Linked DNA regions of Homo sapiens: all the other regions are linked to region 1. A link is a loop called in an ENCODE intact Hi-C map of the cell type or tissue named here. Cell type or tissue: IMR-90. All regions are shown on one strand.

Region 1 (8,000 bases):
TGTCCTGACCTGGGGGAGCAGAGGGTCTGGGTACAGAAATAAGGACTGGAGCATTATCAATGTCAAAAAAGGAGTTTGGAGTTAAATCCCGTCGGTGACTAAGGACTTCTGACCAGGGACATTTAGGCAGAGGTAAGATGGAAAGGAGAAGGAGGTAAAGTTACTAGTATAACTATTTGTTTGATTAGTATTGCTCTACATATTATACAAAATATTATAACATATAATTGTAGGGTGTTGACCATAATTTTATAATAAACTCATCATTTAACTCATTAATTTCTTGCCTTTGTAACAGGATGTTTGCCCTAGAATTGGTCATCAGGGTCCCAAACTTCAGGACAAAGATACGTTAACTATTCCACACTATCAGGAAGTCACCAAACAAGTGGGGCTTGCCATCTACCTCAGAAAGTAGAATCAGCCCTGCCAACCCCACAAACCACAGCCACCCCCTTCCAGAAGGCTGAGCTAGTGAGAGGCAGGGAAATTTGCTGGAACCATGGTTTGGCCTACTGGGTAATGTAGTGGCTTTTTCCTCCCCTCTTCTTGGTGCATGCTACTCCTTCTTAAAGGCTTATGGTGTCCTCAAGGAAAGACTGGGGGGCATTCTTTTCCCCTCCTCAGCGTGAGCAGTTATAGGTATGTGTACTTAAGCAGAGAAGAGAATGGGAAAGGGAGAGCCAGACAGACAGGGTGGCTGTAAGCTGTATACATTCCCATCAGTGGATCTGGTATGGGTACATGAGTTTCCAAGGTCAAGCGGCCATAGCAGAGGAGGCCTCTGCATCCCTGGGGACCTGAAGAAGTGTAAGGAAGCTAGGCTGAAGCCAGACATCCTACATCAGAGGGCCAGATTTGGACCCTGCCAGAGAGAATTAGTGGAGTTAATAATCGAGTTAATAAAAGAGATGTTTGCCCTTTTCCATGCCCTTCCTTCTTTTCTCCAACGTATTTGAAGAAGTAGTCTTTAACAAAAAGAGGGAGGAGGTTTCTCAGAGTCGAGCCAAACATTTCCCCCCAAATTCCTCAAAGTGCTAGCTTCAGAGAAAGAGTAAAAGAACAGATGGGTTTTCTCTAACTGCTACTGCAGGCCTCTCCTACTGCAGGGAGAGGACATGACATTTGAATTGGATATAACATTTTGAACTGCACAGATGTTTAATTGTTGTTCACTGATGTATTCTCAGCACTCAGAATAATGCCTAGCATATGTTAGGTATTTAATTAAAAGAATATTAAAAGAATGAGTGAACTGAAAGTTATGGGCTCTTACCGAAATGGCACTAAGAGAAACAAGAGGGAGAGCTGGTGGAGAATGATTTAAAACAATGACTGGGGCAAAATAAAACCATTTTATGTTAATTGCTCCACTGAATTGAAACTTTTAAAAAACTTTATTAATTCTTGTTGTTCTGCAAAGGAGATGTGGCAGATTTAAATAATAATTTCTTAGATGTTAAAGCAAAAACTTTTCTGGGTGTCAGGTATTGGTATTTAATTGGATAGAACAAAATGAATAGCACAATGTTAAAAAGATGTCAGAGCATGGTGGTTGAAGGCTCAGGCTCTGGTGTGAGGTAGACCTATGTTTGAATTCTAATTCCATCAATTACTGTCTGTTTTGTATTTGGGCAAATTAATTAACCTTTTTAGACCTCAGTTTTCTCATCAGTAATACAGGACTAATAATACTTCCTAATTCATAAGGATTGAATGAAATAAATGCCAGCAAACAATTTACCACAGACAGTGTCTGTCAGAAAAGTATTCAATTAAACTTAGCTATTTTGTTTTATGTATGTATGTATGTATGTATGTGAAACAGGGTCTCACTCAGATTGCCTACGCTGGAGTGTAGGCAATCTCCCTTAGCTTGGGTGATTCTGCCGCCTCAGACTCCCGAGTAGCTGAGACAACAGCTGTGTGCCATCATGCCCAACTAATTTTTTTTTTTTTTTTTTTGTATTTTTAGCAGAGATAGGGTTTCACCATGTTGGCCAGGCTGGTCTCAAACTCCTGAGCTCAAGCGATCCACCTACCTCAGCTTTCCAAAGTGTTGGGATTACAGACGTGAGCCACTGCATCTGGCCAGCTATTTTGTTTTAAAAAAGAACCAATAGGCAGCCCACATGGCCAAATGGAAGCAAAATAGCTTCTGGTGTCAGATCTGGCTCTACAGTGTATAGATTGTTAGCTATTTGATTTGGGGGCAAGTTCTATAACGAATCAACTTCAAGTTTTTTCAACTATTTATATGACATAATATGTGTATTCCACCTATAAACACCAGGACACTGCTGGCATTCAATTTCATTGTTTCTTCTCTAGGATGTCACACAAATGTCATTTTAAAGAGATTGGAGACAGTCACAGGATAGCTGAGTAAAGAAGAATCATTCTGAATCCTTACTCTCCATGTGTGACTGTCCATGATGATTATCTAAAGGGTCCTCTGAGCAGATATCAGAAAGGAGTGGAGCAAGGCAGATGAGAAGACACCAGCCTGTGATTCAGGAGAAGTGGTGTGAAGATAGGAGGCTGAGATTTGTCTCCCAGGTGTGAACAGGATGTGAGGAGTCTATTCCCAGGATACACTACAGACCACACAGGGCCAGGAGGGCTGATCACCAGAGGTCCAGAAGACTGTCTATAGTGCCAGGAAAGCCAAAAATCTCTTCATGATATAAAAATGTCCAGAAATATTCTTTGAGATTGGTGCTAACCCATGACATTTCTAGTTCCATAAGAGATTCAACTAGTATTTTGACAATAATCCTAACAGTTATTAAATTTGTGGTTGCAAAACAAAATATTCAGAAATATCTCCTATATGTTACTTTTGTTAACTACAAAATATAATCTAGACAAGAAGTACTTTTCTTCTTTTTGGGGCCATCTGGTAGTGAACGTTTGTGGTATTGTATTTATTCCTCTTGCTAAGATACATGACTCATTCTATTTAATCCTATTCAAAAAGTATTTACTAATTTTCTGCTTTGTGCCTAGCATGGTGCTAGATACTACTGAAGTTTTAAAAGAAGTATATGGAAGACTCTCTGTCTTTAAAAAAGATAATCTACAGGCCAGGCGCGGTGGCTCATGCCTATAATCCCAGCACTTTGGGAGGCCGAGTCAGGCTGATCACAAGGTCAAGAGATCGAGACCAGTCTGGCCAACATGGTGAAACCCCGTCTCTACTAAAAATACAAAAATTAGCTGGGCGTATTGGCATTGTGCCTGTAATCCCAGATACTTGGGAGGCTGAGGCAGGAGTATTGCTTGAACCAGGGAGTTGGAGGTTGCAGTGGGCCAAGATCACACCACTACACTCCAGCTTGGCAACAGAGCGAGACTCCGTCTCAAAAAAAAAAGATAATCTACAATTTAGTTATAAAGGCAACACCTAATCTTTTACAATAGGAAGCTCTCAGGAGTGTATCATAACCAGAAATAAAATTAAATGTCAAAGTGTGTAATAAAGACAGTCATGGCTACGGAGAAAGATCAAGATGAGCTAGACTTGTCACAAAAAGATTCCAGGATGTGGTGGTATTTAAGCAGTACCCTAAAGGAGAAGCTTAGATCATTGGAGAATAATTCTCAGGTCTTTCCAGACAGGATAAGAGATAAAGCAGTTACACAGGCATACATATGCATGGTGTGTTTGAAGGCTATGGGATGAGGGAGAATGAAAAGAATGTCAAGCTTCTAAGCTTTGCTGCCTGCTTGGAAAGGGGGTATCACTAATAAAAATGTGAATGCTGACAGTGAGGAAAGATAAGGAAGGCTTTCATAATGTTGTGTTTAAGGACACAGTAGGGCATGTCTGTGGAATTACCCAACAGGCAACTGGAGATATGGAAAAAGATGAGAATAGAGATACACAGATTTGGCCACTACTAGAATGAAGATAATAGAAATGAATGAATGAATGAGATCTTTGAAAGCATAAGAAAAAGAGAAGAAAAAACTGGTAACAAAAAATGAATGCTAGAAAAAAAACTCTTACTTAAAAGGGAGATGAAAAGGAGACAAGGAAAATAATGAGTGGGACATAATTTAGATGATATAAAAAACAGGAATATTGTGTTGAAGCCTAAGAGAAAACCAGTAGAAAGGCCAAGAGATGCAGCCAGAGAGATCACTAGCTATGATAAGAATTAGTGATGTGGTATGTTGACAACACCACATTTTTTTTTTCCTTCAAAGTGTTTTTTGGTAGTGATTATTACTTTTCTTGGAGAGTAAACTGAAAATATTTTTCACGGAATTTGTCACTAGAGGGTGCTAGAGTTATTTAAGAAAGAAAACACTGACTACTGCAGGTAACCAAAACTCTGATGTGCCTATTCTAAAAGACAATGATTACATTTTCCTTAATGCAAAAGCTACTTTTACATGCTCTCTTAGTAATTAGACATCCATTTATGTTTAACAAGATTTTCTGAGTTAAAGAAAACCTGTGACATCAGCTGGCATGCTTTTTAATGCAGTGAAGAAAACGACAGGAGAACATTATTGCTTCCAAGCATCTGTTCTCATAGAATGACACCGGGTGCTAGCCACCAAGATTATGCTCCTTTAGATCACATCAGTAACATAAGAATCTTTGTCTACATTCTTGGGGTTCCTCTTCACAATGGAAAAAATATTTGCAGGATAAAAATATTTGAATATCAATCAAGTTCTTTGGATCAGTTCAGCTGCAAAGGTTTAATCGTAAGAAAAGAAATTCACTCAAGTTTCTCATCCATAAATGGTTACCTGTTCAAATCTGAAACATGATATCAACCTGATGAACATCAACCTGATGATTATCAAAAAGCTCATGATTTTATAAATATATGCCCAATCACCGTATCATCCTGCTGAGGCTTGGGAGGAGGAGGGAAACTGATAGGAACATGCAGCTCATGATATCTCTTGTGCCAGGAATTATCAAAGTCCTTTGTCTCTGACCTAAGAGTTTCATGTCTTCTGTCAATATCTATGAAATTGTGGCTAACTTGTTAGCTTGCAAGTAGAGTAAAATCTCAGATCTTTCACAGTTTCATGACAGTACAAGATTCCCCAGTGGGCCTGCTTTGTGATGTTCTGAGAATCTTTCCTCAAGGCCCAGACAGAGCTCACTTCTCCTATTCTTTTAATGATTTTATAAACAACTAATTTCCTATTTTGATCTAATTTCTGCTTAAATACTAGGGTGGTTTCTGTCTCCTGTACTGAACCCTGAATAATAAACATGTCCACTATACCATATCAGACTTTCACTTTAAACCTTCAAAATGCCATTCATTATTAAGCACTGTTCTCAACAGGGAAATATTTACCACTTAATCATCATTTGGAAACAATTTTGTTTTTGCTTTTTTTTAGGTAACAATCTAGCTCTGTAGCCCAGGATGCAGTGCAGTAGTGCAATCGCAGCTCACTGCAACCTCTGCCTCCTGGATTCAAGCAATTCTCCTGCCTCAGCCTCTTGAGTCAGGGGGGATCACAGGCACACACCACCATGCCCGGCTAATGTTTGTATTTTTAGTAGAGATGAAGTTTCACCATGTTGGCCAAGCTGGCCTCGAACTCCTGGGCTCAAGTGATCTGCCTGCCTCAGCCTCCCAAAGTGCTGGGATTAGGGGCATGAGCCACCACACCCAGCCCTGGAAACAATATTTTTAATTGTCCCATCACTGTCACAGAACTTGATCTGATGTGTGAAGACACAAAAATGTTCCTCTTAAGAAATCAAAAACACAATTTTTCTAATGACTACTGAAGAAGAACCTTTCGTTTGTGAGTCAGTATGAACATGCTACCCACCCCTTATACTCCACTGGGAAGTTCTTCAGACTTTACTTCTTTCAGAGAGTAAGCTGAGATGCTAGATAAATAAAACATTAGACAACCTAGGCTGAGCACACTTGGTATTTTAAACCCTTGGTAAACTTAGAGGATTTTACAATACCTCAGCAGTAGTGAGGAAAATATTATCTGTGATCTGCCTCAATCCACACGCCACAACACCAAGAGCAACTCCAGGGAACACATAGGAATTGTTGCCTTGGCCAGGATATAGGGTCTGTCCATTTGGAAGAGTGACTGGATCAAAAGGACTGCCACTGGCAAAAATTGCACGTCCCTACAACAAAGACACATACAACTCACTTTAAAAAGAAGCAGAATATTTTAAAACAAATGTATCATAACAGAACTACCCCACAGCCTAAATTATAAGTACTTAGAAAGAAGTCTAGTTTTTTATTAACTTGCTAATAAGTCTGGACAAGCTTTTGTGATGTTGTGCAACCAGTTCTGGAATGGGTGATTATTACTATTCTCTGTCTTACTCTTTACTTCCAGGAGGAGCATGCAAAGTACAGGATGCCCTAAGACCATCACTCTATTCTCTGCAGTGGTTCAACCGATAGGCTCATCAACCATTTCTATATAGGCTTCCAATTATAGACATCTGAAGATAAAAAATGATGGGCTAATATTTAAGTATTGAAAATAATGATATTTTAGGTTGGGGTTTAGGAATCGACACATTTCCAAAATAAAAACTGGGAAAATCATATATATTTCTATATTGTAAAGAGTTATGTGGGCTAGGCACAGTGGCTCATGCCTGCAATCCCAGCACTTTGGGAGGCCGAGTGGGGCAGATCACTTGAAGTCAGGAGTTTGAGACCAGCCTGGCCAACATGGTGAAACCCCATTTCTACTAAAAATATAAAAAGTGGCTGGGGAGTGGTGGTGGGTGCCTGTAAGCCCAGCTACTTGAGAGGCTGAGGCAGGAGAATCGCTTGAACTCAGGAGGCAGAGGTTGCAGTGAGCCTAGATCACACCACTGCACTCCAGCCTGGGCGACAAAGCAAGATTCCAGCTCAAAAAAAAAAAAAATAAAAATAATAATAATAATAAATAAATAAAATAAAATAAAATAGTTATGTGGAGAATCACATAGGAAACAAACTCATTGGCAGGAGTAGAATTGGCAAGGAAGAAGAAGATTAAGTTATCAATATTTTTCAACAATTGTCTTCATTTTGCCTAGTATTAATATTTTGTCATAATTGTTTTGAGGAATCTCATGTACTGCTTGCTTTAAAAAGGCATGAACTTGGCTGGGCGCGGTGGCTCACGCCTGTAATCCCAGCACTTTGGGAGGTCGAGGAGGGTGGATGACTTGAGGTCAGGAGTTGGAGACCAGCCTGGCCAACATGGTGAAAGCCCATCTCTACTAAAAATACAAAAATTAGCTGGGTGTGGTGGTGGGCACCTGTAATCCCAGCTACTCAGGAAGCTGAGGCAGGAGAACTGCTTGAAACTGGGAGGCGGAGGTTGCAGTGAGCCGAGATCGTGCCATTCATTGCACTCCAGCCTGGGTGACAGAGCGAGACTCCATCTCAAAAAAAAAAAAAAAAAAAAAAAAAGGCATTAACTAGGGCCTGTTAGGTGCTGCATTTCATATTGCTAATCAAAAGAACATTTGTCTGTGATGGTGAGAGTGGACATCTAGTTGAGAGTATTTAGGCTTCAAAGTAGGAATCAGAAACCCTAAACAAATAAAGCATCACAGTCTAAGAAATCTATTTGAAAAGTCTAAAGCATCAAATCCCCAAGGCATAGTTTAAACGATGACAGAATGGGTTTTAACTTTCATATCTCTTGGATCTAGAGTCTAAATAATGATATTAATATTAACCTATTTTTAGCAAATGTCATAATATACCTTTTAGTTGTTCTTAAAGTTGTATAACAGAAATTCAACCTTCTTTGAGAGACAAAAAGATGAAAATAGATGAGGCAGAAAAACAAATTCTCATCTAGCTGTTTATAAGACACTGTTATGTTTTGCACAGAATTCGGTTTTGTTTTCAGACAAGTCTGATACCTTAAGCTCTTTAGCAGATAAAACATTTTGTTATAAACAACTTTCTAATGTAACTAAATTATTACTTCATATATAAAGGTTTTGGAAAATTATATTTGAGAAA
Region 2 (8,000 bases), 200 kb after region 1:
CCTCACACCTGTAATCCCAGCACATTGGGAGGGTAAAGCAGAAGGATGGCTTGAGCCCAGGAGTGCAACACCAACCTGGGAAACACAGGGAGATACTACCTCCACAAAAATTGAAAATAAATTAGCCAGGTATGGTGGTGCATGCCTGTGGTCCCAGCTACTCAAGAGGCTGAGGTGGGAAGATCATTTGATCCTGGGAGGTTAAGGTTGCAATGAGCTGAGATCACACCATTGCACTCCAGCCTGGGTGACAGAGCAAGACCCCATCTTGAAAAAAAAAAAAAAAAAAAACTAAAAAAATTTATTTTTATGGTGGTATCCAACCTCATTTCCCCCCCAAAAAAAATCAGCCAGATGACATATGTATTTACACGGTAAAGTTTACATCAGAAAATAATCATATAAAAATAATTACTTTGAATGCATTTAACTATACAAACAAATTCTTTATTAGTCTCCTTTAAAGGACAGAAAACCAATTATTTAAGGCCAACAATATATTAAACACAGCTTCTTTACACAAAAGATCATTTGCTTTCATTCCATAGTAATTAATTTTTACTCATATCTGATATAAAGTAATTTTAACCTGTTAATGATTATAACAATATATCTAAAATATATTCAGCTAAGTCTTGGCCTTTGATACCCTAAAATTTACAGCAAAATATCACTTTATAGTACCCCAAAATTATTTCATTGAGGTATGAATATAGGATATAAGCAAGTGTAACAATTTTGTGATTTAAATGACATGTTTGCTTAAATTTTTTTTTAAAAAAAGAAAGAACACCTCTACCTAAGAGAGCAAATGGGTTTTTAAAACATTGGATGAGAGGTTTAAGTATTTCTCACTTAAAAGTCTTATTACTGATCGTTATAGATTCTTTGTAAGGCTGAAAAATTGTTAGCCAACAATGTCAACACTAAATTTTCCCAAATATATCTCTTGAAATCATTGAAATCATTTGAAAAATTTCAAAAGCTTTTCAGCAAGATGGAGCACTATTTTATCATAACAAGTTGTAAGGCAAATTTCACTGTCACTAAACCAATAGAGAAAAGTATCTGTTAAATAAGCAGATTGAGACTTCTCAGTAAATACCTGAAACTAGCAATGGACACAAATGATGAAAAATCAAAATTTAAGATCTTCAATTGAAACGTGTATGAATAATCCAAATAAACCACTGGTTGCCAATAGACTTCCTAGTTATCATACGTACCTTTATACTATTTTTTAAAATCTTATATATGTGACAAAATCCTCTATGCCTATGATAGTGTGTATAGTGATTACTCATATAATGAACCAGAAAGATCAGAATTATAAAATAATCCTCTATTGTGTCTTGATTTCTTAACTCTTCAAGCTAATAGAAGAATCTGCAGACTATGAACATTAGACAGCAATTCCAACACATTTAATTACCAATTAATTTACACACGAAGTTGCAAATGTCTGTTTCTTCCTGTGTCCTTTGCCTATTCCTGAATAATGATCTCCTTCAAGGGATAATTCTATCATAGAATGTCCCATAGTTCATTGTTTCTGCTTACCTGCCATTTTACCCAGGTCTGGAAGACAGGCACTATACTATTCATATTTGTATGACAGCACCTAGTACAATGTCGGGATGGAGCAGGGCCTTAATAAATTTTAAATAAGCAAATGGATGTATAAATACATTAATGTGAAACAAATTTTCAGTACTCTGTAGTTCGGTTCTGTGTAGTTCTATTTTGAATAACCAAATCACCGAATTCAAATTTCAAACAAAGATTTATTTATGCAATAGTACAAAGAGTGCTCATGATTTAAAAATCTCCCAAATAATAATTAAGCTTTCCACATATACCTTAGGAAATCATTTAATTAAACTAATCCACTATTAACAAGTTTTTTCATTGACTTTAAACCAGGCATTCAAGATCAACTTTGGTTTGACCAAAATATATATCTACATATCAGCATAAGTGCCAGAGTTTATGGGGATTTTTTAAAGTACTTTCATCTTGACCAGGTTTCTCAATCTTGGTACTAGTGACATTTTAGGACAGACAATTATTTGTTGTAGGCAGCTATTCAGTACATTTTTGGTATTTAATAGATTGTAATAAGCCATACACTAGAAATTTAGATGCACACTTCACCAACAAATATGACTGAATAGCAACATAAGACTAAAGGGTATACCATTTGTCAAGTTTGAGTCACAAGTAGATATTATTTAACACTTGATTTTGAGCAAATATTTAAGGTGTTAAGGGTTAAATGGAGATTTGCCTCAATTATTGCATCTGCTAAATAAGACTAATCAACTATTTACTGAACACATAGTACATGTTATGTGTGTTTCACTGGGTTGTTGGGAAGAAAAAAATGAGACCAGGTGTTTTTGCATCCTACGTAAATTATAAAGTGTTATATAAATGCTTATGGTACAAAGTTTTAAAATAAAGTCACTAATATGCACATGCTACATGAATATTGACTTTTATTCTTCACATTTCAGTATTGTCTGAAAGCCTCTGAGTTTAAGAATCAGTTTTCAGAGACCAAGGTCAGTGCTTCTGGTGAAGAACCAATTTAGCCCCCTATCAGAGGCTTTTAACTTAAAATTCACAGACCTAATCACAGATCCTCAAGGTATGGATGAGTAATTAAGGAGGCCTGAACTTGGACATCTTTTTCACAAACTCTATGAGATTTAGTATTTCCTTCCATTTTAAATGAAATAAACAAGAGACATAATAGTAGTTCCTGGCCAGGCACAGTGACTCACGCCTCTAATCCCAGCAGTTTGGGAGGCCAAGGCAGGAGGATCGCTTGAGCTCAGGAGTGCGAGACCAGCCTGGGCAACATAGTGAGATCCCCATCTCTACAAAAAAAAAGTAGAAAAAAATTAGCTGGGTGTGGTGGCATGCACCTGTAGTCCCAGCTACTTGGGAGGCAGAGGTGGTAGGATGTCTTTGGCCCGGGAAGTCAAAGCTGCAGTGAGTCAAGATCATGCCACTGCACTCCAGGCTGGGTGACAGAGTGAGATTTGTCTAAAAAAAAAAAAAAAAAAGTAGTTTCTGTGTCTTTGTCATAATAGAAATAACAATTATTTTTATGCCATGTTACATCTGTGGCATGTATCTGGAAATAACATTCATGTTCTTCATTACTTTGAAATTACTGTAGCTTTAGATCTGCAATAAGGTTTTGTTTTGCTTTGTTTTGCTTTGTTTAGAGACAGTCTGTTGCCCAGGATAGAGTGCGGTAGTATAATCATAGCTCACTGCAGCCTCGAATTCCTGGGCTCAAGCAATCCTCTTGCCTTAGCTTCTTGAGTAGCTGGAACTATACGCATACACCACCACATCTGGAAAAAAAATTTTTTTTTGAGACAGGGTCTCACTATGTTGCCCTGATTGATCTCAAATTCCTGTCCTTTGTCCTCAAGCAGTCTTCCTCCCTTGGCCTCCCAAAGTGCTGGGATTACAGGAGCCACTGTGCCTAACTAACATGTTTTTTTTGTTGTTTTTTGTTGTTGTTGTTGTTGTTGTTGTTTTGAGACGGAGTCTCACTTTGTCGCCCAGGCTAGAGTGAAGTGGCGTGATCTCGGATCATTGCAACCTCCGCCACCCAGGTTCAAGCCATTCTCCTGCCTCAGCCTCCTAAGCAGGTGGGACTACAGGCGCGTGCCACCATGCACAGCTAATTTTTGTATTTTTAGTAGAGACGGGGTTTCACCATGTTGGCCAGGATGGTCTCGATCTCTTGACCTTGTGATCCACCCGCCTTGGCCTCCCAAAGTACTGGGATTACAGGCATGAGCTACAACGCCAGGCCCAACTTTTTTTAATAACATGAACAGGCACACAGGCCAGTCATGCAGACAACCTTGATATTGATCTCTTTAAAAAATAAAACTTTACTTTAAATTGCCCATATTTAAATATATTATCTTGCTATATGAGTCTTCAATAAAGAGGAATATATCTTACAATACACACTTGTAAATATATTTGTTAATATTTTGATACCTATATTTAATTACAAGTGGTTTCCTTTGTAATATTATGTATACTGTTTATTTAAAATCATTGATTTAAGGAGACCACAGACTTCATCAACTTTCCAACTTTTGTGCCTTTGGCACAAAATATGTTGAAAACTGTTGCAGAGGACTGTTTCAGTTTCTTAAGGGATATATACCTCAGACATGATATTCCCAGAAACACCACAAGATGGCTTTCTTGCTTCAGATCCACTGTGGAGATTTGCAGAAATGTTTTCTCTCTGCTTTTACAGTTACTTTATGGGCGGTTGTGAAGCTCGCTGTATTGGTCAGTTTTCCTAAGAAACTGAACCTTTATATATATGAAGAGATTTATTATGAGAGAAATAGTATAATTGGCTCACATGATTATGGAGGCTGACAAGTCCAAAGACCTGCTGCCAGCAAGCTAGAGACCCAAGAGAGCCAATGGTAATGGTGTAGATCCAGTCTGAAAGCCAGGAGGTTCAAGACCCAGGAAGAGCCCACATTTTAGTTTGAGTCCAAGGGCAGGAAAAATTTGATGTCCCAGCTTCAGGACAGTCAGGCAGGAGAAGTTCCCTCTTACTCAGCTTTTTCGTCCTTTAACTGATTGGATGAGGCCCACCCACATTAGGGAGGGCAATCTGCTTTACTCAGTTCAAATGTTCATCTTATCCAGAAACACTCTCACTGACACTACAAGAGTTACAAGAGTAATGTTTGAACAAATGTCTGTGCACCCTGTGGCTTAAGCAAGTTGACAGATAAAATTAATCATCACACTCACAGATATCATTGAGTGAATGCTTACAATGCATACAGGAACTACCCCAACGAAACAGTGGCTTGTCAGGTATGATCCATAGTCTCATTAGGCTTACAATATAAAGAGCTTAACAGGATATTATATGAAAAGCTACACAAATAACTATAACAATTGTGATAAGTACAGGGAAAAGAAAAGGAAGAACTTAATTTAGACAGTTAGAGAAATAGTTCACTGAGGAGTAATGTCAAAATGCAATCTGAAGGATGACTAGAAAGAGTAGCAGTTGACCAGGTGAAAAGTTGGGGGTAGGTAGAGAAGAAACAGCATGTATATAACCCCTAATGCAGAAAAGCTTGGCTTCTCAGGGAAAGCGTAGGGAAGGAAACTGCACCAACTGTGAGAAATGATAAAAGATGAGCACTAGAAAGAAAGGTACGAACCTGAGTGGGCAAGTCCTAGTTAACCAGGTAAGAAGTTTCAAACATTATCCTAAGTATGGGAAGCCCCAGTACCTTTCCTGACTAGTTATTCCATTTCATAAAAATGTTGTGAGTTTAGCAATAGCCAACCCGCATGTTTATCACTCACCGTATTAAGGAATCCACATACTAAGGCTAGCTCAGATTTTAAAAAAACAAAAGGTGGTGGGTAGAACAATGCTTCAGAACTAGTTTCAGACTACCAGGCAAATCATAGATGGCTCAACCTGATATCATGATTCTTAATCTGTTTTCGGTGTCTCTATAAAATTCACATACATACTCCCACCTGAAACATTTTTCTTTATAACATTATCTCCTATCTACCACACTAAGGGCATATCTGATTCATGTCCTGTATCAATAACATTTTAACTTATGAAAATTAACTTTAAAAAATACTTCATACAATATCTCTAGTATATAATGAAAACACTGGTCACTGGCAACAGTGGTTGCCTTTAGGGAGGGGAACCAGCTAGCCCAGACACAGAAGTGGCAGACATACTTTTCACATTATTATATCTTATTTTTATAAAGCGAATCTATAAGACTATTTTTAAAATATTAAGAACCATTCACCTCAATTTTCAAGAATATTACATTCATATTTAATATTTTCATTTATTAAATCTCATTCCTTTTGCTTCTGGCAGCTCTGGCTATGGTAGAGACTGCTAATTGCCTACGACAACATCTATTTCCCTCTTCCTTTCCAGGAACAGAATCCTAATATTATTTGGGGTGGCAATGCATTAAATAAAAGACATTTCCTGACTCCCCTGTAGTTATATGTGACCATATGACAGAGTACTGAACAATGAGTCCTAAGTGGAAGTATCATGTGAAATGTGGGGAAGGCTACTTTAAAAGAGGGGACTTCACTGAAAAGCAGGCCTTCTTGTAATTCTCTCATTTCTTCCAGCAGCCATCTTGGAATGTGTAGGTGGTATCTTTTTTTTTTCTTTTGAGACGGAGCCTTGCACTGTCACCGAGGCTGGAGTGCAGTGGTGCGATCTTGGTTCACTGCAACCTTCACCTCCTGGGTTCAAGTGATTCTCCTGTCTCAGCCTCCCAAGTAGCTGGGACTACAGGCGCCCACCGCCATGCCCAGCTAATTTTTATATTTTTAGTAGAGATGGAATTTCACCATGTTGGCCAGGCTGGCCTCGAACTCCTGACCTGAAGTGATCCGCCTGCCTCAGCCTCCCAAAGTGCTTGGATTACAGGCATAAGCCACTGCGCCCAGTCTGTAGGTGGTATCTTTAGACCTACATACTCAGTTAGGACCATGAAGTGATCCTGAAGATGACAGAGCAGCAAAAGAGAAGCCTACGTTCCTGATGACTTTGTGGACCCACAGAACAGTTTATCTTAATTAAGCTGTATCTTAGTTAACTCACTTTTATTTTGCTTTTTTGTTATATGTAGCAAAACCTAATCCTAAATGATATAGTGGTCATCCTTATACCCATTAAGGAAAAGAGATTCTCCAACACACATTCAACAGCATATAAAAGAGGTTATTGTGCATTTATCCCACAAGGTAGGATGTGAACTCCTGAGAGGTTATAGCAATATCTGCAAGGTAAAACAGTGTTACTTCAAGAATAATCCCTGATTCATTCATTCAACAAATTATTACAGAATACCTACTACATTCCAGGCCCTAAGAGCAACTATGTTGAAAGATAAATCTATGATGCAAAACAGTATAACACTCCTTCCCACATCCACAGAGAAATTTTTGTTGTTGTTGTTGGGTTTTTTTGTTGTTGTTGTTTTTGTTTTTGTTTTTTGTTTTTTTGTTTTTAGTTTTTTGTTTTTTTGGTTTTAAGTAGTGGACAGTTTAATAGGCACAAAAGAAGGGGAAAGAAAGAAAGAAGCTTCCCTGTATGCAGACAGGGAGGGGGGGCCCAAAGCCAAGAGAGGGAACCCCAAAGAAATTCTGAACGTCGAACTTGCTCTTCTCCTTCACAGCACAAAAAGGGGCACAAATGAAGTATGTAGATATCAAAAAGGCAAAACTTCTTTCTAAATCCTTAGAACACAGACATTTTATAAATTATGTATAGAGTTTTTGTCTTACATGAACCATTTCCACACAATAATCTTTATTATTAATATTGATTGGTATAGCAACTATGTACCCAGTAAAAAGGGAAAAAATGTTGAGTGTACATTTGGGAACCAATTGCCTGGTATTTTTCTTCTCCGAACTTAAAATCAAGTTAGACTGAGTTTCACACATTCATACCTTAAAAATAACAACCTGAGGGTCTGGTTCTGTGCAAAGTGGTAGCTATAGTATACCTTGTCTCTCCCACTAAATCCAACAATAATCCTTGTATAGAATGCGTTGAGCAGCTATTTGAAGACTGAAAAATACATGATAGCAGAAGAACTAAGGAAGAAGATTAGAATCTAAAGTACGACAAAACCAGATTAAGTTTCCTGGCATTTTTTCCTCCAATATGGCCTGGCTTTTTTTTCTCTCTGCTGTAATCAACTGGCCTTGACTCAAAAGCAGCAGAAAAGCTGGAAGTGCAATTGATTGTGTACAAAGACTGCCAAGAGAAGCCTTATCTTTCTGGTCCAAGAATCAGAAAGGGGGTGCTTAAAGGTCAGAGAAGGAAGAACATCCAATATTCTTTTCCACCTCTCTAGTCCCAACTCCCAGGTAATCCCACGGGGATGGCAGAAGCAATAACCACGACAGATGCC
Region 3 (8,000 bases), 160 kb after region 1:
AGGTTACATGGCAAGTATTTTCCAATACATCAAGGAATGAAATCTGTAACTTCAAGTTTATGACAAAAGTGTAAGATACACACATTTCATACTGAAAAAGTTTATACTGTGGAAATGTATCAAAACTAATATTTTAATTTTCCCAACCCTTTATAAGTATCTCAGATTAAATGACTTTAAGTGAAAAAATAACAGATATTAGACCATTTGAAAAATCTTGGTAAAGACTTTTGGAGACAGTTTTCAGAAATTTAAAAAGTGATGATTATGATGATGGGGTAACAAATCCTTTTGAAATTCAAGTGGCTTCTAATTCTTTGCTTTCAACAATTTTGAAGGAGAATATAATCTAGTTGTCAACTGGCACATCAATTAAAAATAAGTTTCCATAATATATCTCTACATGTTTTTTGGCACATGACTTGGAAACAGTTCTAAGAATTAAGTGACACTGCTAAACAAAACTCTTTGACATTTAGTAATAAGAAAGAAAAAAACAACTTTCTATCAAAAATGTCTTTTCAGAAAGAGGAATGATAATCATCTGGCATTGATGAAATTACCAGTCACTCTCAAACATGCAATTGCAGACTTGAGAGCATAGTTTTTGGAAATACTTAAATTTAACCCAATATTTGGCAGCATACTGGCAATCAAAATAACTTAAACTTTTAAACTCCCAAATATATAATATAATAATTTAATTTAAAAGGGAGAGGTACTAGGTTGGTAAATAATTATTTGAAAAAAAATGTATATGAAGCCTTTGGGATCTCAGCCTTCAGATTTCCCCAAGATCTTGCTAATTAACTATGTTCATAGCTGGGAAGGCAAAGGGATTGGTGTTTAGAAAGTATTTTTAAAAAACAAAGACTCAAATTATGGTTTTAGTTTGTGATCTTTTTTTTCCATTTAAACTAAAATAAATTGCTAGTGGATTCAAATAAATTTAAAAAGGTTTGAGGCAATAATTAATAAAGTCACAGATTCAGTAAAATCATGAAATTATTCAAACCATAGAAAAATGAGAGGAACCACAGAGATCCAGAAGACAGGCAAGATTTACTCTGTTTTCTCTGAGCTGCAGTAAGGTGCCCCATACCCAGGGGAGGAAGAAAGTGTGAGACTCTGCTAAAGTGGGTCAGATTATTTTTTTTAAAGGACACGAGCCCTCCACTGAGCCTAGGAGGAACTCAAGGGCTAACAACTATCTAAAATGTGTGTTTGCAAGACTCATTCATTAAAAATAATTAATACAATGGGGGGGTGGGGAAAAGACAGGAAAAAGATGTTCTAAAGAAAACTACTATAATTGAGCATAAAATAGTATATAGGCAAAGCTCAATAGGAAAAACTGAATTAGTTCTCAATTCTAGCAAGAGAGAAAGAAGAAAAAAAGGCATTTCTTTGATTTTGAGAGGAATTTATCAAATGGGTCTTTATATAAAGCACATTGAACAACATTGTAGACATTGTTTCTAACCACAGTTTCAATGAAAGATATAAAAGAATTTTCTCTACTTGGTATTTTTTTCTCATATAGACCCTGACAAAAACTAGATACAATGAAAGTTACATATGCCTGTAAATCAGGTTGAATGAGTCAGAAATAATCTTTGCCGAAGACAGTTTGCTATATTGTTAAAGTATCAAACTAGAAGGTATCTTCTTTATTCAGATATTTATATTTGTCCATTGATTGGAGAAGACATGAGAGGGAAGGTTTTTTCTTTCTTCCTCTTTTTTTTTTTTTTTTAACCAATTCAATGTGGCAGTTAGCAGATACTTGGACAACAGAAATCCTTCATGTAACTCTCAAACTGACTGAACTGGCTTAATACATAAATGAGACTTTCAGCAACTTGTTCATCTGTTTTCCAACCACAAGGAATTCTTCCTACCATAGTCATTAGTGGTTTTCTCTGGGTACAAACTAAAGAAGACTGCCCTCTGGGATTGCTTGAGGTTTTTGTTTTGTATTGTTTTCTAGCATGTACCTCATTTCCAAATAAAAGCAAGAAGAAAACAGTTCAATATATTCTTTGGCATTGCTCATGATGGTTACTTATTTATTATAGAAATGCTCTAATTACTTCCTTATTTTCAACACTAATAAAATGAATTTCATTAGTGTAACTTTTCACATTTTAAAATAAACTCTGCTCTATTTTGTTGCATGAGAAATAATGAAAAGTAATAAAGAAACCATACTACCATCTCCAAGACTTTAACAGTCACATGTTAGGAATGTCTTATAACTGCAAGATAAGTCACAAGCTAAATTTGGTAAAGAAATAATCTTTGCAAAAAGAAATCTACAACATCAGTATCTTATTTATCTTACTAGAAAAATTAGTGACCTCATCTGCTCATGTGAAAAAGAAAGAACTCCCCAATATAAAATAGATTGTTTTCTGGGTGAGGACTTTCTTGAGAAACTTTATATAGTTTAAATTATCACTTAGATTTAACACTTTCCACCTGTCTTCAGAAATACTTGTATTTCCTTTAAGGTACTAAATATGATATACTAGTCGTGAGACAGAATAACATAATAGCTTCCTTTGCATTCTATGAATGCTTGTAAACACCGTTTTCAGTAATTTTTATATGAATCTTGATTTGTTAGTGTCTTAGAAATATCTTCATTAATGATATTTATAATACATAATTTACATTTGCTTGGTTTTTTGAAATCCAGTTCTTAAAATTATTTTTTTAGTTGATGAGTCAGATGACATCCATCCTTTTCCATTATTATATATTACTAAATACATGTTATAACATTAAACCAATTATGTTCCAATGATAATTTCTGTAATCACGTTTCAAACTAAGTTTCAATACGTAGAAACTTCTGCTTTATAAGAAAGAATTTGATATTTGAGAACTGTACGTACATTTGAATTGTAGATAAATCAGTTTTTAAGTTCTATATACCTCTTGTCAAAAGAAAGGTTTAAGAGGGAACATTTTACTTAAACAAAGTAACAATACTCATTTTACAGAAGAGGAAACTAAAGTTCAGATGAGACATTTAGTAAGAAGAAATGGAGGGATTCAAACCAACCCTCTTCAGGTCCAAAGCACATACAAGGCTGGCAATGTTTGTCATAGTTTATTGCCCATTTATTCACTTAACAAAAATTGCTAATTCTACTAAGTTCAGGGGTATAGCTGAAAGATACAGAGTTGCTACCCTCAAGAAAAAAATCAGTCAGTAGATAGAAAAGAAAGTCAGTTACTACACCATCAATATGAAATAGATTGTGAAAATGCCCAGGGGATTTCGAGGGCATTCAACTTGGGGTAGGGACATGAGTGGGAGGAATAGGAAAGAGATGACAGAGAAGCAGGCAAAGAAGTCAAATTACAAAAATCCTTGAATATCATGCTAAAGAGTTTGAATTTTATCATGGGGGAAATGGGGAGCCATTCAGTTATTTTAGTCAGGAGAATGACATAATTAGATATATCTTTTTGAAAATCCACTCCCTTTTGACAGTCTTCAAGGGTAAATATGCAGTAGTAGTCCAGGAAAGAAACAAGAAGAACCTAGCTAAAAAAAAGTGGCAATGGGGATTGAAAGGACAAAAGAGACTCAATAGATAATTAAGGGATACAATTTCTAATGCTCAAAAAGGGAAAGGAAGGGGAAAAAATCCTGATTATCTCTGAGGTGTTTGCTTTAGTAACTGAATGAATGATGTTGCACCTTACAATGTTAGAAAACCTGGGAGCCTGGGATGTTAGGCTGGGGAGTGGGTAAGTGGAAGTAGTTGTTTGCCATATTAAGATGAGCTACTTAGTAGTTGAAAATACGAGTAATAATCTTAGGAAAAGAAATCTAGGCTACAAATATTGACTTGGAAATTCTCCAATTACATGTGACTAAGAGAATATATAGAATAAAAAGAAAATAGAACCCAGAATAAAACCTTGGCAAGAACCAACATTTTAGTGGGTGGAATGGATCACTGCAGTTAGCTGAACAGATTAAGAAGGAAATAATTGAAGAAAGGAAATGTATTAGATATAGTTCATGGAAATAAAAAGCTGAACCAATGAATTCATGGGGAACATGGAGAGAAATATCTGAGATAAGGAGGATAAGGCTGCAGAGTGTTTACATTCTTGTAACTGCAAGAGTGAGATGAGCCAAAAACACAGCTGGAATGAAACACTGAGGAGCAGAAGGCCCAGCCGAAATTGAACTGTGCAGGCAGAATTATAGCACTCCACCCCCACATTAATAATATTTTAATTAAAAAATAGGTGCACAGAAATGAAATGAACAATACTTACTGGCTTCATAGAACATGATCTAATTGGCTCTTCTGGGAGGGCAAGAAAGGATTGGTTCAGGATGGATTTGTACAGTGAGTAAAGGACAAGATAGTGAGGTGATTGACTTGGGCTATAAATAAAATGAACTATATTAAGCCTGCAAGCTTAAGAAATTCTTTTTTTTTTTTTTTGAGACGGAGTCTCGCTCTGTTGCCCAGGCTGGAGTGCAGTGGTGCAATCTCAGCTTACTGCAAGCTTGAGAAAGTCTTATGTACAGGAGACCTTCTTATCTCCAGCTGATGTATTTAGAGTCTGTGTATATACCTACATGCTGTGTGTCCATATCCCTATCACCTCACCTACCTATAGCCATCAGTACAGGACTACAAGACTGTGGAATTATTCCCATGTGAACTGGTTGCTGCTATTGGCAACTCTGTTAGCTTACAGCTTTTCTTGATTTCCTTGCTCCATATCTTAAGAGGATCAAGTGCATTCAAAGCAATTAAGAATTGGAAAGGGATCCAATACTGCAAGTCTTCTTAGTGCCCTTTCCATTCCATTCTAGCTCTCATTTCTAATATTTTATCCACATGGCAGCCAGAGTAATCTTTTAAAACTTTAGTTAGATGCTGTCTACTTTGAATATTCAATGGCTTTTTAAATGGATTAAGCTTTATAATGAAACTCTATCATGACCCACACACCCTGCATGAGACTGCTGTCTACCTCAAACTTCATCTCATGCCACCTCCCCAGTCCCAGATCTTTTGAACAAGCTATCCCCTCAGGCTCAAAGGTTTTTATTTTTTCCTTTTTTTTTTCCCTGATTTTCACAAGCTGCTTCCTTATCCTTCAAGCGGCAGCCTAAACTATCTCCTTACAGGCACTTCCCTAACTATACTGTGAAAGGAAATCCCCTGTTATTGTTTATCATTGTCCTCTGTTCATTTCCTTCATAACACAAACAGTACTCATGTATTTCTTTGTTCACTTGAATATTACCTGTAAATTCCACAAATGCAGAAATTAAGTCTTTATTTACCTATTCTCAATGCTTGGTAAAGTGCCTGGCATGCAGTGGACGCTCAATAAATTTCTGGTAAAGGAAGGAAGGAGAAGGGAAATAATAAGCATAGTCAATAATTTAAAAGACTGTAAAGAAATGGCAAGGTTGGGAAGAAAAAGCAAGAATCTTCCGGAAGAATTGAATGGTCAATAATATTATCTGACAATTTCTAAAATTAGGTTTAAATGTTAAATTACTATAATTAATCCAGTCAGTATTAGGAACTTTTAAAAGTGAAACCATAGTAGAGCAATATTCCTAAGAAATATCTGCTAGAATTAAGCTCCTCTGAAAAGCAATATATGAAACTCTTCACAAGTAAACACTCCAGTATTTGAGAAAATAATCTTAATTAACAAACATAATACATCATTTTACCTTTTGAAAATCAGAACACATATTAATCAATAGGGAAAGGTCCAAGGAGCTACATGATAAGAGTGCTGCTTCTCTGAGCAACTCAGAGTAGAGTTGGAAAACATAATCAATCTAAGATAAGAAGACTCAAGATTGGTCTAGGAATATGTATTGGCTATTTTCATGTGTCAACCTAGCTAGGCATAGTACCCAGATGTTTGGTCAAACATTCTAAATGTTTCCATGAAGGTAGTTTTTAGATGATACTAATATTTAAATCAGTAGATTCTGAATAAAACAGATTACCTTCCACAATGTGTATGGGCCTCATCCAGTCAGCTGAAATCTTATTAAAAAAGACTGACCTCCCCCGAAAAAGAGGAAATTCTGCCAGCAGACTGTCTTCAGACTCAAACTGCAGATTTTAGACTTGCGAGCCTCATGGGACAACTCCTTAAAATGTATACACACATACATATACACACATATACATACATACATACACACACACATATATACTATTGGTTTTTTTTCTCTGGAGGACTCTTACTAATGCAAAGTATTAGGAGGAAGAAAACAAGTTCAAGCCCCAACTCTGGCACTTACTATCTGGTGATACTTTCCTCTGAATGATTGTTTTACATTATAAAATGAGCAGGTTTTAAAAATCAACAAATAGCAAATGTTACTGACTCAATCTCTACATATCACAGCTCAACTATTGTTTCCAAATAAATGTGGACTCAAAATGTACAGAAAATAATTTTATATAACCTCTTCTTCATTTATTCACTTTAAAACTAGTACAAGCACCCAATTAATTAAGTATAAATAGACTGTTGTTCTGATAAACTCCAAAGTACTTTTCATGGTAAAAAGCACTGGAAAGAATCCTAAGGTAACACTGATCTCATCAGGCAGATGGCATTTATTTGGCACGTTGACAATAAAAATGAACTTATTTAAAGAGGGAAATAATATACTTGCACATTTTCAGCTTTTAAAATAAATTACCTCATTTCATAGTGAAAATGTTTTATTTCACAAGGCAGCACTATTTTTGTAAAATATGATATTCTCCAAATTATTATAAATGCCATTAATTCAGCCACCAATCATATTAAGATCAGGGTTTATACTGTTAAATGAGAAACTTCTTTGCTTAGAAAAAAATAAAATTTGATATCCTTAAGGATTTAAGTAGATAACATTTAATTTGGAATCCTTCTATCAACTATTTTATAAATTTTACCATAGCAAAGATAAAATATTATTACAAAATATACAATAAAACATATAGTATTGAGTTAAAATTGACAATTTGCTGCACCCATGTTGCTGCAAAGTACATGATTTCATTCTTTTTATGGCTGTGTAGTATTCTATGTGTATACGCACCACATTTTCTTTATCCAATCCACTGCTGGTGGGCATCTAGGTTGATTCCATGTCTTTGCTATTGTGAATAATGCTACAACGAACATACCAGTGCATGTGTCTTTTTGGTCGAATGGTTTATTTTCCTTTGGGTATATACCCAATAATGGGATTGCTGGGTTGAATGGTAGTTCAGTTTTCAGTTATTTGAGAAATCTCCAAACTGCTTTCTACAGTGGCTAAAATAATTTACATTCCCACCAGCAGTGTACGAGCATTTCTTTTCTTTGTAACCTCACCAACATCTGATTTTTTTTAACTTTTTAATAATAGTCATTGTGACTGGTGTGAGATGGTATCTCACTGTGGTTTTGATTTGCACTTCTCTGATGATTACTGATGTTGAACAGTTTTTCATGTCTTCTTTTGAGAAGTGTCTGTTTTTTGCCCACTTTTTAATGGGATTGTTTGGTTTTTGCTTGTAAATTTAAGTTCCTTATATTAATAGATTCTGGATATTAGAGCTTTGTCAGATGCATAGTTTGTGAATATTTTCTCCCAATCTGTAGGTTGTCTGTTTATTCTTTTAATAGTTTCTTTTGCTGTGCAGAAGCTCTTTAATTAGGGTCCTTTTTTCGTTTTTGTTGCAGTTGCTTTTGGGAACTTAGTCATAAATTATTTGCCAAGGCCAATGTCCAGAATGGTATTTCTTAAGTTTTCTTCTAGTGTTTTATAGTTTTAGGTTTTACATTTAAGCCTTTAATCTATCTTGAGTTAATTGTGAAAGGAAGGGATTCTGTTTCAATATTCTACATGTTGCTAGCCAGTTATCCTAGCACCATTTATTGAATAGGGAGTCCTTTCTCCATTGTTTGTTATTGTTGACTTTGTCAAAGATGACCTGGTTGTG

Evidence for each region. Peaks named below come from ENCODE experiments on the same cell type or tissue, not always from the same donor. Only the 100,000 strongest peaks of a DNase experiment are listed, where the experiment ranks them.
Region 2: a loop joins it to region 1, with 8 times the contacts of the local background. A loop is called at or near these places in 36 of 110 quality-filtered maps.
Region 3: it touches region 1 in a loop (4-fold over the local background); 4 of 110 quality-filtered maps call a loop at or near these places.

What each region holds. Positions count from the first base shown.
Region 1 is chr6:83,217,795-83,225,794 of GRCh38, forward strand. ME1 (malic enzyme 1) reads right to left here. Exons shown (of 14, transcript NM_002395.6): 12 at 5,966-6,139. Among named protein-coding and RNA genes, the nearest start is that of RWDD2A, 28 kb to the left of the region's middle. In IMR-90, a CTCF peak has its summit at 4,277 (motif pointing right); a DNase peak (open chromatin) is centred at 3,707; H3K27ac peaks cover 306 bases.
Region 2 is chr6:83,413,841-83,421,840 of GRCh38, forward strand. All of the region lies in intron 1 of ME1 (malic enzyme 1), which reads right to left. Among named protein-coding and RNA genes, the nearest start is that of ME1, 13 kb to the right of the region's middle. In IMR-90, a CTCF peak has its summit at 4,236; a DNase peak (open chromatin) is centred at 4,251.
Region 3 is chr6:83,376,936-83,384,935 of GRCh38, forward strand. The region is part of intron 3 of ME1 (malic enzyme 1); the gene reads right to left. Among named protein-coding and RNA genes, the nearest start is that of ME1, 50 kb to the right of the region's middle. In IMR-90, a CTCF peak has its summit at 3,960; DNase peaks (open chromatin) are centred at 1,896, 2,266 and 4,136; H3K27ac peaks cover 1,069 bases.